Regions from separate parts of the Mus musculus genome. Here regions 1 and 3 are each linked to region 2. The links are chromatin contacts, found by Hi-C in ENCODE. All regions are on one chromosome and are shown on one strand. The core of a region is the stretch at or near the end of the contact, and the rest is flanking DNA. Distances in the headings are between cores, read along the strand shown. Region 1 overlaps Rgs3 (regulator of G-protein signaling 3). Region 2 holds the start of Akna (AT-hook transcription factor). Region 3 holds the start of Alad (aminolevulinate, delta-, dehydratase).

Region 1 (3,848 bases), core at 246-2,745, 770 kb before region 2:
CATGCACATGTTTGTATGTGTGTGAGTGTGTATGCACATGGAGGCAAAAGGTCAAACCCAGGAGCCATCCACCCTATTTTACTGAGTCTCACTGGGGCCTGAGACTTGCTGATTCAGCTACCCTGGCCAGCCAGTGAGCCCTAGGGATCCACAGGTCTCGGCCTCTGCAGTGTTGGGGTCACAAGCACATGCCACCATGCCTAGCTTTTTCCCTGGGTGTTGGGGAGTAGACTCAGGGCCACATGGCTAGTGCAGCAAGCACTTTACCAACTGAGCCACCCTGTGTCACGATCTCGACTTCACTCATATTTCAGCACAGTGATCCTCTTAGTATCAGAGGATATCTTTCTCATGGATTAATTCTTTGCAGCCCCAAGTCGTGAGTTCAGAGGAAGGAGTGAAGAATTCCGGGCATGTGGTTTCCCCTCACACACCTGGGGTTACCCAGAGGTTAGGGCAGTCACCAGGGTGATGGCCTCTGATTCCTCTGGCCTGCAAGGATGGTGGCCTTTCAGGATGGAGAGCTCAGCCACCCTGCTTTGAATATCAGGAACAGGGACAGCTTAGCCATCTTGCGTTGAACAGGGTCTGAGGCCTTTCCAGAGCCTAGAGTGCCTGTCCGGCTGTAGTTGGCGTATGCCCCAAGGCCGCTGTTCTTTGAAAGTTTACCACCGCCAGAGCCAGAGCCAGAGGGCTGCCAGGGCTCGCCTCAGAAGCTCAGAGCAAAGCCATATAATTACTATGTTTGGTCAGTGAAACAGGCGCTAGAAGAAATGGAGCTGATACAGGTTTAGGCCAGACATCCTCACAAGAGGTGACAGGTGGAAGTTTGCCTTCGTGGGGCTCAGCAGCCGGCCTGCAATCTGGATTGTTCTAAAAAAAAAAAAAAAAAAAAAAAAAAAAGAATAACTTGGAAAAAGAAAATTCAGCTCCGGAGAACCACACCCCTTGCCCCATATCCTCAGAGTGGCTTGTCAGTGCTCCTTTAGGGAGTGGCTACCACCTAGATTGGGCAGGTCCTGGCTTGTGTCCTCTACTAGCTGAATGACCTTGGTCCATTCATACAAGAACGCTATACCTCTGTTTGCTGGAAAATGGGGCTAAGCAGTTCTCTCCTCTCTGGAAGCAGAGAGACGGGTCAGGTGGCTGCTTTGTGACTCTTGAGATCTAGGGTGAAGATTCTTTGACAGTGCTGGGCAGCCGGGCCTAGGGAAGAAATCTCTTGTAAGTCTGAGACTTAGAGCCCCCACACCTGGATTTTTCCACTGTGGATTGCATCCTTCCCTCATTTTGGTCTGGATGACCTCAGCCCCTGCTTGTCAGCCCTGCATGGTTTTACCTTCCCTGATCCAGGCTGTGCTTTGTCCGGCTAGCCTGTCTGTTTCCAGACTGTTCTGTGACCTAACTTACGGCGTGCTTCCAGGCCTTCTCTGCCATGCTACCGCCAATGGCTGGCTTCGTGTTGGAGGTAATCAATCCATCCTGCAATCACACACCAGCCTGGCCTCCAACCCCCGTTTCTCATGGGGCCTTTTTGTTAGTTCCGCACTGACTCAGCTGGACAGAGAGAACTGTCTCAAATAGGGAAGGAGCCTGCTCCGTGCACAGTTGCTCAGCATTCCGGGCTGCACAGTCAGCTTTTGAGTGAGGAGGACATGGCTCACATTCAAGGTGTCTTGTCCAACTCAAGTCTAGGGTAGGTCTTGAAACATAGGTTGTATTTTTACCAGTGGAAGAACAGGCTACTGCACAGACAACCAACCTGTCAACCCCCAGGGCCAGGCCAGAAAGAAAGCTATGGGACACTTCTCCTGCATCTGTGCCTCCTGTCCCCATCTGGGTCCCTGTTCTTTGTATTGTCTCAGCCACCCTTGAAGAGTCAGGAAGTGGTTTGAGTGCTGTGGCCAGGCTGCGATCTGGTCACTTGTGGGGGTGGGGGAGAGTTGATTTGTTTTTCTCACCTCTCAGTGAGAAGGAGCATGGAGGGGGAGGGAGAGGGAGCAAGTGTGAAAACCTTCTGGGCTGTTTCCTCTTCTCAGTGGCCTTTGCGTTGGTGGGGAGCTTCCCCAAGACGGAGTTGGTTCAGGTCACCTGCTCACTGTCTGCAGAAAGCTAGAGGACGCCTGGGCTCTGAGACACAGGCTGGGCTCCTTAGTCAGGGAGAGTCTGGCTGGTTTCCCCTGGCAGCGGGAACCCTAGGAAGGAGATCAGGAGTGTGTGAACCTCATCGCTCAGGCTCGCTCCTACCTTTTCATTCAGAACACACACAGCAAGTGCCGTGTGTTAGTCTATACAAATTGATGGTGGTGGCCAGGTAGCTCCTGCTAACCTTGGCTAGTGGAAGTGTGGACCCTGGAGCACACGGGCAAAGCATGTTGTCTCCATTATCGCAGGGAACAGACTTTTGTGCCTGGCTGGTGATGAGCAGGCGTTCCGAGGTGGGGTGGTAACAGGATGAGCGTGTGTGCCCTGTCCTGTCTCTTGCAAAGCTACCTCTGCTCCAATTCACGTTCCATGTGGGACGGCAGATGCTGTGAGGTCAGCCCTGAGTGTTTAGACGGGAGTTTCTGTTGCATTGTGATTTTGTTGCTGCTGTTGTTTTGAGATGGGATCTTGTTGTGCAGCCCGGGCTGCTCAGGCTTCAAGTTCTTCGATTTCGGGTTTCTGAATTCTGAGATTCTTGGCGTGTGCCAACATGCCTAGACAATTTCTTGATTTTCAAACGCCCAAGGCTGATAAGTGGATAGCTTTGTTTTGGTGTCTGGGTCACTGGGAGGGGTGGGGTGGCAGGGCAACACTCCCTGTCACAGTTGTGGGCTGATGGCTCTATCCTGGCCCTGGAGTTGCTCTTTTTCTTCCCACTCAGGAATCCTCAAGGCCGAGGCTGAGCCTGGTTGGAGTGGGATTCACTAAATGGACATTGTTCCTTGTTCTTACGGGGCGGGGCTGGATCCCTCAAGAGACGATGAAAGTACCTCATTGTCCCCAACCTCTGTTCCACAGAACCGGGGACTACTACTAAAGGGAAATCGTACACCGGCCTGGGCAAGAAGTCTCGGCTCATGAAGACAGTGCAGACCATGAAGGGCCACAGTAACTACCAAGACTGCTCAGCCCTGAGACCGCACATCCCGCATTCCAGTTACGGCACCTATGTCACCCTGGCCCCTAAAGTCCTGGTGTTCCCTGTCTTTGTGCAGGTGAGCCTGTGGCACACCCCAGGGGTCCCCTCAGGAGGAAGTGAGAACAGTAAGGGACCTTGGTTCCAGGAACAAGGGTGTAAACTCATCCAGGATTCAGGGCCCTCTCTGGGGACAGAAAAATAGTTTCCTAGTCTGGAGGTTATAAGGGAAGCAGACGTTTCCAGAAGGCTATGTGGAAAAGTGTGGAGCCATGAGAGGGTCCTTGCCCTCCCTTCCCAGCTCCCTCATCCTCTGGGGCCGGGACAGGTGCACTACAGAGTCTGGCAGTGATGTCGGCTGCCTCACCCAGAGGCACTTATGTGTGAAACTGACTGAGGGAGAGAGACTGTGTGGCTGGTCCCTCTGCTCAGGCAAATGCATCAGGATAGCAGTAGTGGTGCAGGAGCACAGAGCAGAAAGTCACGGGAGTCACACACTTCACCCCCTCCCCCTCCCCCCCCCCCGTAATCTCCCACTTCTTCATGTCTCCCCTTCCTCCTTCCCCTCTTCCTGCCAATGAGTTAATAAGCATCCAGAGTCTTGGGTTCCGGTAGAGCATTTCCAACCATGATTTGCCGTCTTCCCCCTCTTCTCCCACACCCCTGCCCCTGGTACGTCTCTGCTGTCATAACGTCTTTTCCACCCTTGTGTCTTCTGTGTTCTATA
Region 2 (4,337 bases), core at 392-2,891:
GACCAAGCACATCTAGGGGAGAAAGAGGAAGGGGAATCGGGACAGAGGAACAGCACAGACAAAAACACAGAGGTCTGAAAATACAAGCTGAACTTCAAGGATGGCTCAGGGCCTGGCCCCTGAGTGCCACAGGCAGGCAGGGAAGTCTGGACAGCCGTCAGGGTAGCAGTGGAAGCTGGGGATTCGAATTATGATGTCCTGACCCAGGAGGGCCAGCCCCTCTATAACTAGGTCCTGCTAATGGTTGGGCCATTGAGCTAAAGGTCCCCACCTGCCCCCAGAGAAACTGCACCCCACCCTCCCCAAAAAAACACCAAACACTGCTTTCTCTATGTCCTTGCTTCTTATCACCTAACACCTGTACAGAACTGATCTCCATGTTGTCACACCCTCCAGGGATTCTATTTAGCAACTAGCTAGGCAATGCCCTGTTCCCCACACACTGCTTCATACAGCTCTCTCTCTCTCGAGCGCGCGCGTGCGTGCGTGCATGTGTGTGTGTGTGTGTGTGTGTGTGTGTGTGTGTGTGTGTGTGTGTGCGTGCGTGTGCGTGTGTGTCCAGGATGATCCTCCCCCACTGAAGCTTCAACCTTCAGCAGCCCTGGCATTCAGAATCTCCATGCTACCCAGCTAGAGAGAGCCAGGACATCCCCACCTTAACCTCATCCCGATGAGGAAACAGAGGCACCCACCTAATGAGAACAACCAGGAAGTTTAGAACACTGTGACTATTAAACCAAGGCCAGGAGATGTATAGGAGGCAGGAGGATGGCAGGGGAAAGACCTCCTTACCAAGCTGCTGGACCCTTTTGAAGGGCTGGGCTGTGGGGCTCCAAAGCAAGTTTGGATCCGTGGCAGGGCATAGACCTGTTCACAGGAGTGGCCTTTGGCCTGCGGCAAGTGGAGATACCCATGACGGATGTCCCCGGACTGTCCCTTGGCTCACCCAAAGAGCCTGGGAGGAACTAACAAGGGGCCAGGCTATTACTGACTCTCATCTTGTCCTACTGTAGCTCTAAGCTGGCTTCCTGGCCCCCACTTTGTCCCTGCCCTTATTTGGGTAGGAGGGTGTCATCTCCTGGCCTGTTCCTCACTTCCGAACATCTCGAGACCCTCAGTAACCCAAGCACTAACTGGCCTTGAGATGAGCCCACCCCGGGGGACAGAGAGGGACCAACACGGGTCCAAGTTCACCAAGGGAACCAAATTGGATCTGGAACTGGAAACTAGCATCTTGGGGTCCACTCTTTCGTGGGGGCCGGACTCCCAGAACTGGACAGGAGTGGCAGCAGCTGCGTAGCTGTGATTTCCTGGCTGGGCTGGGCTGCCTGCCAGGGTTGTCCAGAGTCTATGACTGGCCCATCCAGAGGGAAGGCGGCCTTCCCTCTGGCCCTCCTCCTGGCTCAGCTCCTTACCTCACTAGTACTACACCACCATCCTGCCGGCCTGGGCTCAGGGGAGCTGCCCACAAGGTCTTTGTTTCAAACCTGGGGAGCCCCCTGCCTCCACAGCAGCCTGGAACGCCTCCAGACTGCTCTGCCAGCCAGAACGGCCTCAGCTCACAGACAAGCATCCCTCCCCACTTCTCCCCGCCCCTGCAGCTGAGGCCTTGCCTTGCCTCCTCCTCCTTGCAGGAAGCGCCCAGCCTGATTTCCTACAAGTGTTTGTGAAAAGGAGGGGGGGTTACTCTGCGGAGCTGGCGCCAAGAGCTTAACCCTTTGCTGGGCAAGTGTGGGGCTGCATTGATGGGAAGAGAACTTCTGAGGCCTTGAGTTTGAGACCACCTCAGTTGCAACCACAACCGTGCTTGTACGAGCAGGAAGTCCAGAGAAGGCTTGGCTAAAGTCACATTGCATGCCGGTCCCAGGAAGAGGAGCCTGCAGTTCCTCCACTCCCACCCCAAAATTGGTCTCTTCCATCACCGAAGACTTTATCAAAGCCTCTCCCACTGTGTAGGTCTCATTGCCCATCCTCACAGGAGGGAAAGGGGAACCTCAGCCTTGGCGCTTGCTCCTGTCTGTCCAGCTTTAACTTCGTCTACTAACACAAGTCTCATCATCTCAGGGCAGACTTAGGGATTTCTGCCCTTCCACTTACTGTCCATGCCTAGAGATAAGATGAGCCTGCACTGGAATTGTCTAGGTAAGAAGGAAGAACTAGAGGATCAGGTGAACATCTCCTCTTGTAGCTTCTCCCTCAGAGGCCCCAGAGATGAAGGAACAGAATTATCTTCATGGCCAACCTGTGGCTCCTCAGGTCCCTTCACCTCTGTGAGAGGTGTAGCCATCTGAAGAAGCAGGGTGGGACACAGACACATCACACCTGGCCCTTCACTCTATAGTGAAGTGTGTAAGATGTCAGGTGTGCCTGAGGCAGAGTATGAGACAGGCTGGTGACCAACGTCTCCTGCTGCTTTGGTATCTCTGAGGCTGAGGACTCGCAGATCCTAGGGAAACACCCGAGGTTTCAGGTCTCAGATGCTGGACCTGCCCTGGCTGAAGACAGGGGCCTGAGAGTAACAAGCTGAGTGGGGGTGAGGCAGGACTATCAGGAAGGTCTGGGTGGGGAGGCCACAGTCACACAAGCGGCCGGAAGGACAGAGAGGCAGAAGCAAGCCGCAAGCATGACTGATGAGAATGTTCTAGAAAGGCAGCTGCAGAGACCTGAGAGAAGCAGGAGGCCCTTGAAGACAACAGGATATGATGTGAGAGGACTCAGGGGCCGGGGCAGGAGGTACAGAATCTGACCTTCAGGATCCAGGCTGACGGGGCAGGCAGGAGGAGGCAGGAGCCAGGTAGAAGGAAGATGCTGCAGGAGCCCTAAGTCCGCTCCTGGCTCTCTACTCTGCCCCTGCTGACCCAGAGAGTCAGGAAACAGAAGAGACATGAGGTCAACCCTCTGCCATCCAGAAAGCCCTGGGGGGGGAGGGGGGACCTCAAGGGAGCAGCCAGGCTGGGGACCACCCAAGAGTGATGGAGAGAATCTTAGAGTCCATAGGCCAGGGAGTTCAATGCCAGCATGCCAGCCTCACCTCCTGCTGGCACTGTGACCTCAGTGGCTAGAGCCATGGTTTTCCTTTCTGTGGAACAGGGCTAACCAGAGTGGCCACTGCCCTGGAGAGGCTGCTGTCAATTCCATGACAGACGGCCTGCCCAGTGTGCAGTAAGGGACCTTAGGACCTATGTCATCACCATAGTTTCTGCCCCCGGGTCTCCTTAGGTGGGAGAGTCTGGTCTCCTCCAAGGGCTTGTGACTGATGGGTGAATGGAATGAATGAATGCTCTTGAGGGCCAGCTGCCAGGATCTGGCTAAGTCTGAGCTAGCACCAAGCACTTTCAACCGAGTAACCTCTCAACTCCTATCTCCCAGGCCCTGCCTTGTACACACATCTGGGGGCTGGGGCTCCCTTTGCAGTCCCCCGGCGACTATGGAACAGAGCCAAATCTTATCAAGACCCTGTCTACTGCTCTGGCGACCATGTGGCCCATTGTGTGGGTGGCAGGCTCCCCTGACATCCTGTCACTCACCCGCTCACCCTCCCTGATCATTAACCCATCAACACCAGGTGGCTGCCGCAGCTGGCACACCCTCAGCCTTGTTGAAAGACAGCAGCCAGTATTTACTGTCCTTCACCCCGACACTGGGCCTTTTCCTCCCCCAGCCCCCTTATCCTTCCCCTTGCCCACATGGTATTCCTTTCTGGAATACTATCCCTCAAGTTTACCCATCCAAAGCTACAGACAAACTGAGCCTGGGCACAGTAGCTTTCTCCCAGCTCCTGTCCCCAGCCGGGCCCATCCTTTATTTGGGGTCTCAAGCCAAACTGGGTGGTCCACCTGGCCACTCCCTTCATCATTTAATTCCTCTACCATTGAGTCCCGTTTGCTGAATTTCCTAAACCTCACCAAACTCTAGCCCTGTCTGTCCTCACATATCTTTCATAATCTTTCTGCTCTGGAGAAAACACCCCAGCCCACAACAGCCTCATGGGATTTTCTCAAACAGCTTTCAAACCCAGCCGGACACAGGTTTGCCACTTGGGGTGCTCTGGACCCAGCACTAGGACAAACAGAGGCTGCAGCCTGGCCCTGCTCCACCCTCCCTCACTTCTCCCATTGCTTCCTCATCCTTTGCCTCAGATACAGTGTTTTCCCACGGCTCAGAAGAGGAAACTGAGGCACAGAAGGGAGATGGTAGTTCTCAACCACCCAGACAAGAAAACAAAAGGAAGGCCCTGTACCCTGACCACCAGAAGGGATCTGGAGTGCAGAAAGTCGTCTGCTGATTGCCCCAATCTTGGGTCCAGAAACACTGCTAGACCTGCCCTCCCTTGGTTC
Region 3 (4,308 bases), core at 587-3,086, 880 kb before region 2:
TCTCTCCCATTGTACAACAGGTTCACTCTGCTAGCAAGCTGTACAAGGTATTGCAGAAACAACTGTTTCTGGGCCAAACAATCCCAGAGTCGATTCTATAACGACGGGCAAGGCCTTTCAGATCCTCCCCCACTTTTTTTTTTTCTTTCAAGATTTAAAATGTGCTGATATTATCAAGCCTGCGTGAAGATCAGATTACTGATGAGGTATGTCTAACACCACGGTAGCAGCGGCAAGTAACGCTAAATGTATGGCTAGTGCTGAGCTGGGATGAGTAGGCTGTACTGTGTCTGACCCTTCGCCACACCTAGGGAAGGACATACATTCCAGCCACTGCCTGAGGTGAGAGAGGCTAGCCGCCCTCCAGCAGCACGTACTAGACAAGAAGGAAAAGGAACACTGTAGTTTCTTAGAGACACTGCGGGGTAGCTTTTCTGAAAGACTGTAAAGGTCTCACCTCCCTTAGGAGGTAGCATCCCACAACCTGGGAGTGAGACTGCCACTGGGAGCAGCTGAGAGAAAGCTTCAGAGCCTGGGCTCCCAGGTTGTACCCCACAAAGAATTCCGGAGGCTGTGCTCTTGGCATAAATAGTAGTGAAGTGGTGCCAGCTCGAGCAGGCTCTGCCCTGGCTAGGGAGGAGACAAGTCAGGAGGGCCAGCTAGGTAGAAGGTTCAGAGCTGGGAAATCTGAAGCCCAAAGAGGCCCAGGAAAGGCATCTGTGGGCAGTTCTGAAAAGGTACTGCCCGGTGGCTCATTTGCATTTCCTGCACACTCTAGCTGCCACCTGCCACGGTGTTAGGAGGGGTTAAAGAAGAGACCTTAGACCTCATCTAGTGTGGGCGCTTAATCCCCCCTGCTGCCCGGGTCTAGACATTTCAAGCTAGGAGTTGCCTTTCCACAGACTGCTAAAATATTCTGGCTGAGAGCTTTTACATCAAACAACTGTAAAACTGAACTCGAGAAGGGCAGGTCTCATACAGCAGGTCAGCTATAAATATGGTCCAAACTTCTGGAGTCTAGCAGCCCTCAGTCCTCACCAGGACTTTTGGCATTAGAAGGACAGAGTTCACACGTTATAGTCCCAGTATGGAAGAGGCGACAGAGATTCCAGGTGAGAGTAGGGGAAGAAAGGTTTAACCTAGACCTGGCCACGGCTGGTAGCAGGGTGGTTAGTATGTGACTTTGGGATTTAAAAGGCATGGGGACAAATTCTTGTTTCAAGCTGCATGACTGCTTTTCTTCTCATGTGGTCTGGGTCTTAAGCGGATCTCAATGGATCGTTGTATGACTGAATGAGCAGAAGCAGGAGAGACCTAGCACAAGCGACCCTTATTGTTTTCCCCACTTCTCCAGCCTGCCAGACAGATCGCGCTCTGCAGAAACCGAGGCTACCCCTGAGGCCTCCGAGAAAGGGGGCGGGTGGAGCCCATCTTTGAGTCCCGAATCCCGGACGCAGCAAGACCTTGTAGCGGCAAGAATCCCGCCCACTCTAGTAGGTGCATAGGGACAGCGTCTCCGCTACAGCGTCAGAGCTTCGGGAACACAGCGCCATAGGGGTGCACCTCACCTTGTTCTGGGGTCCCGTCCCCCTTCAACCCGCCACTTCCCAGAGGCCGGCGCCTGCTCACGTACCAAGGACGCTGCTCGCCGCCGCTCCGAGCCGGGCTCTGGACACCGCGCTCTCCCGCTCTAAAAGCGCAAGCCCACGTGGGGGCGGGGCGGCTCACCCGGAAGCGGCTCCCGTACCGCCCGCCCCTCCGGGAATGCAGCTTACGCTCCCTTCGGGGCAGTCTCCGGATCACTGGTCAGCTCGCGCGGCCAGATCCACGCTGAGCGGGGCTGGAATCTTGGCCAATCCAGAGTTGCCCGAGAGCCCGCCCGTCTCCCCGCCCCCCAGCTCGGGTCTCACTTGAGGTGGGAAGGCCCGAGGGGGTCCACGTGGGCATTCGGAGCCTCTGGGAGGTGCCCTGGCTTGCAATCCGAACTCATCCCAGAGTTCACTTGACGGTCTATTCTCAGCCCGGAGCAAAAATTGACTGCGTTGCTCACTGGTAAAAGAACAATTGGATGTCAACGGCATTAAAACACCTCGGTAATGCCTAACACCGCGGGTAAATACGTTCAGCAGCAGACTGACTGTCTAGATTTATTTATTCTATGTAATTGATTATCCAGCCCCTATCTCATGGGTTGAGAGATATGAAAGACATTGGAAAAAAAAAAAAGCCGAGAAAACTAACCATCCAAGTATGCTAGGAGATCAGGTTTATCTACAATGGATACATTAAAATTTGGAGTATAAAAGGGAGTAAATTTGGTGGTGCATGCTTTTAATCTTAGCACTAGGTGACAAAAAACCAACCAACCAAACAAACAAACAAACAAACAAACCAAACCCAAAACAAACAAAACAGAAAACAAACAAACCAAAAAACAATTAAAAAAAGAAAAATTCTGACCAAAGGTCTGGGGAAGACTGGAGCGTGGGGTCTAGAGAGGTTTATGGGGCTTTGACAAAGACTTGAGAGTGGCAAGGGCCCTCTTTGTGGAGGGAGCCTTGGGGAATGCTCACTAGGGAGGAGGTGATAAAATTATTTTGGAGGTAAAAGTGGGCAGTTGTGTAATAATACTGTAAATGTTCTAGGTACCACCAGATCTTCATTTTAAAAATGTTTAAGATCTGTGAACTCATCTTGGTTTTCAATAATTCACTAGAAAAATTGAACTTAAAGTTGTAACAAGAGAAGCTGGGTGAAGGGTATGAGAGTGTTGTAGCTTGTCAGAAAACCCTCACCCACAAAGAGCACAGAGACCACCATCATTGCAAAAACTCATGAGGATTTTACTTATCCAGCATGTTGGGGACTCCCCTCTCAGCTGGCAGGCAGGAGGAGAGACCCAGAACAAAGAAGGAACACACTTTTTATACCTTTGTAAGGGTTGGATATAGGCACCAGGGTAGTTTGGCTTATTTTAATTGGTGTAGCCAATAATCTTTTTAGACATTGGTTGGTTTATGTAGGGTGACTCTTATTTTGTCTGTCCTTGTGTGTGTTTTAGTGAGGCGGGGCAGGAGGATTGTTAATTTTGTTTTTGACCGTTAAAACTATGTTTCTATATTTGTTTAGTCAGCCAGCTTTTTATCTGGCTCTGTACTTGGCCTGCTAGTACAGTTTGGAAAGTCCTTTTGAAGGGGGAAGGTACAGGGTAGTCTTGAACTTATTTTTGGATATTACAACAGGGAAAAAACTTATGGAAGACCTCAAAGATTCTTTCCAGATGTTGTATTCCTTACTTTTAAATCCAAATCTCCATTCCCAGAAAAGGTTTCTTCTTAGAATGTTAAAGTCTAGTTAAGGGATTGAGCAGAACAAACCAAAGACATGGAAGAATTTGGTTTTCGGTTTTGTTTGAACATGCTAGCTAAGCAAGCGCTATGTCACTGAGCCCCTTCCATTCTTGACAGCCTTATGGCGGAGATTAGATGGTAGGGTGAGCCCTTCTTACACAAGCCTTGAATAACAGGTTTAACTATGGATTTGATCTCATTGAAAGCAAAGGTATATTCTAGGAAGATCTACTTGGTACTTAGTACATACAATTGAAATTGAGTTCAAAGGACGTCACAGGATTACAAATGGGCCTTGAAGGGTAGGTCTAGCACCGTGCTCTTGGGAATTAAGAAACAATGTTTCTTCTGGGAAGGAAAAGGCCTATTATTAACCAAAGGACCACTGCAGTTCTTGGTGAATTTTGATTTATAAATTTTACTTATGACTTGAGAACTGTGTGTACTGGAGAACATAGAGCTGTGGTTAATAGCCGGGTGTGGTGGCGCACGCCTTTAATTCCAGCACTCGGGAGGCAGAGGCAGGTGGATTTCTGTGTTCGAGGCCAGCCTGGTCTACAAAGTGAGTTCCAGGGCTACACAGAGAAACCCTGCCTCGAAAAAACCAAAAAAAAAAAAAAAAAAAAAAAAAAAGAGCTAGTAGAGGCAATAGCAATGTTGCTTGATGAGAATACTTGAAAGTACTTAGAACTTAATAAGTGAGAGCTAGCCGGGCAGTAGTAGCACACACCTTTAATCCCAGCATTTGGAAGGCAGAGGCAGGTGAATTTCTGAATTCGAGGCCAGCCTGATCTACAGAGTGAGTTCCAGGACAGCCAGGGCTACAGAGAGAAACCCTGTCTCAAAAAACCAAAACAAACAAACAAACAGAAGTGGGAGCTAGTGAGATATGCAAAGTAACCAGGAGAATCTCAGGATATGTTGGCTGTGGTTAAGAACAGTGCCCTTAACTTGTGAT

The links. A loop is a pair of places that touch in the nucleus more often than their neighbours do.
Region 1: a loop to region 2 is called in a map of T-helper 2 cell, with 3 times the contacts of the local background. The contact joins the enhancer-like site here to the promoter of Akna in region 2. A Hi-C loop is called at or near these places in 2 of 37 maps with a recorded cell type or tissue (T-helper 1 cell and T-helper 2 cell).
Region 3: a map of heart shows a loop between it and region 2 (4-fold over the local background). The contact joins the promoter of Alad here to the promoter of Akna in region 2. A Hi-C loop is called at or near these places in 2 of 37 maps with a recorded cell type or tissue (T-helper 1 cell and heart).

Annotation. Positions count from the first base shown.
Region 1 is chr4:62,628,121-62,631,968 of GRCm38, forward strand. Rgs3 (regulator of G-protein signaling 3) reads left to right here. Exons shown (of 16, transcript NM_134257.3): 6 at 3,004-3,200. Among named protein-coding and RNA genes, the nearest start is that of Rgs3, 10 kb to the left of the region's middle. Within about 2 kb of position 1,496, at least 1 of the 3 ENCODE cell types and tissues checked has a DNase peak (open chromatin) inside an H3K27ac peak, as active enhancers do.
Region 2 is chr4:63,401,804-63,406,140 of GRCm38, forward strand. Akna (AT-hook transcription factor) reads right to left here and starts at 1,642. Exons shown (of 22, transcript NM_001045514.3): 1 at 1,416-1,642. It overlaps Gm52742 (a long non-coding RNA gene), which reads left to right. Exons shown (of 3, transcript XR_003955424.1): 3 at 1-323.
Region 3 is chr4:62,518,227-62,522,534 of GRCm38, forward strand. Alad (aminolevulinate, delta-, dehydratase) reads right to left here and starts at 1,837. Exons shown (of 12, transcript NM_008525.4): 1 at 1,634-1,837.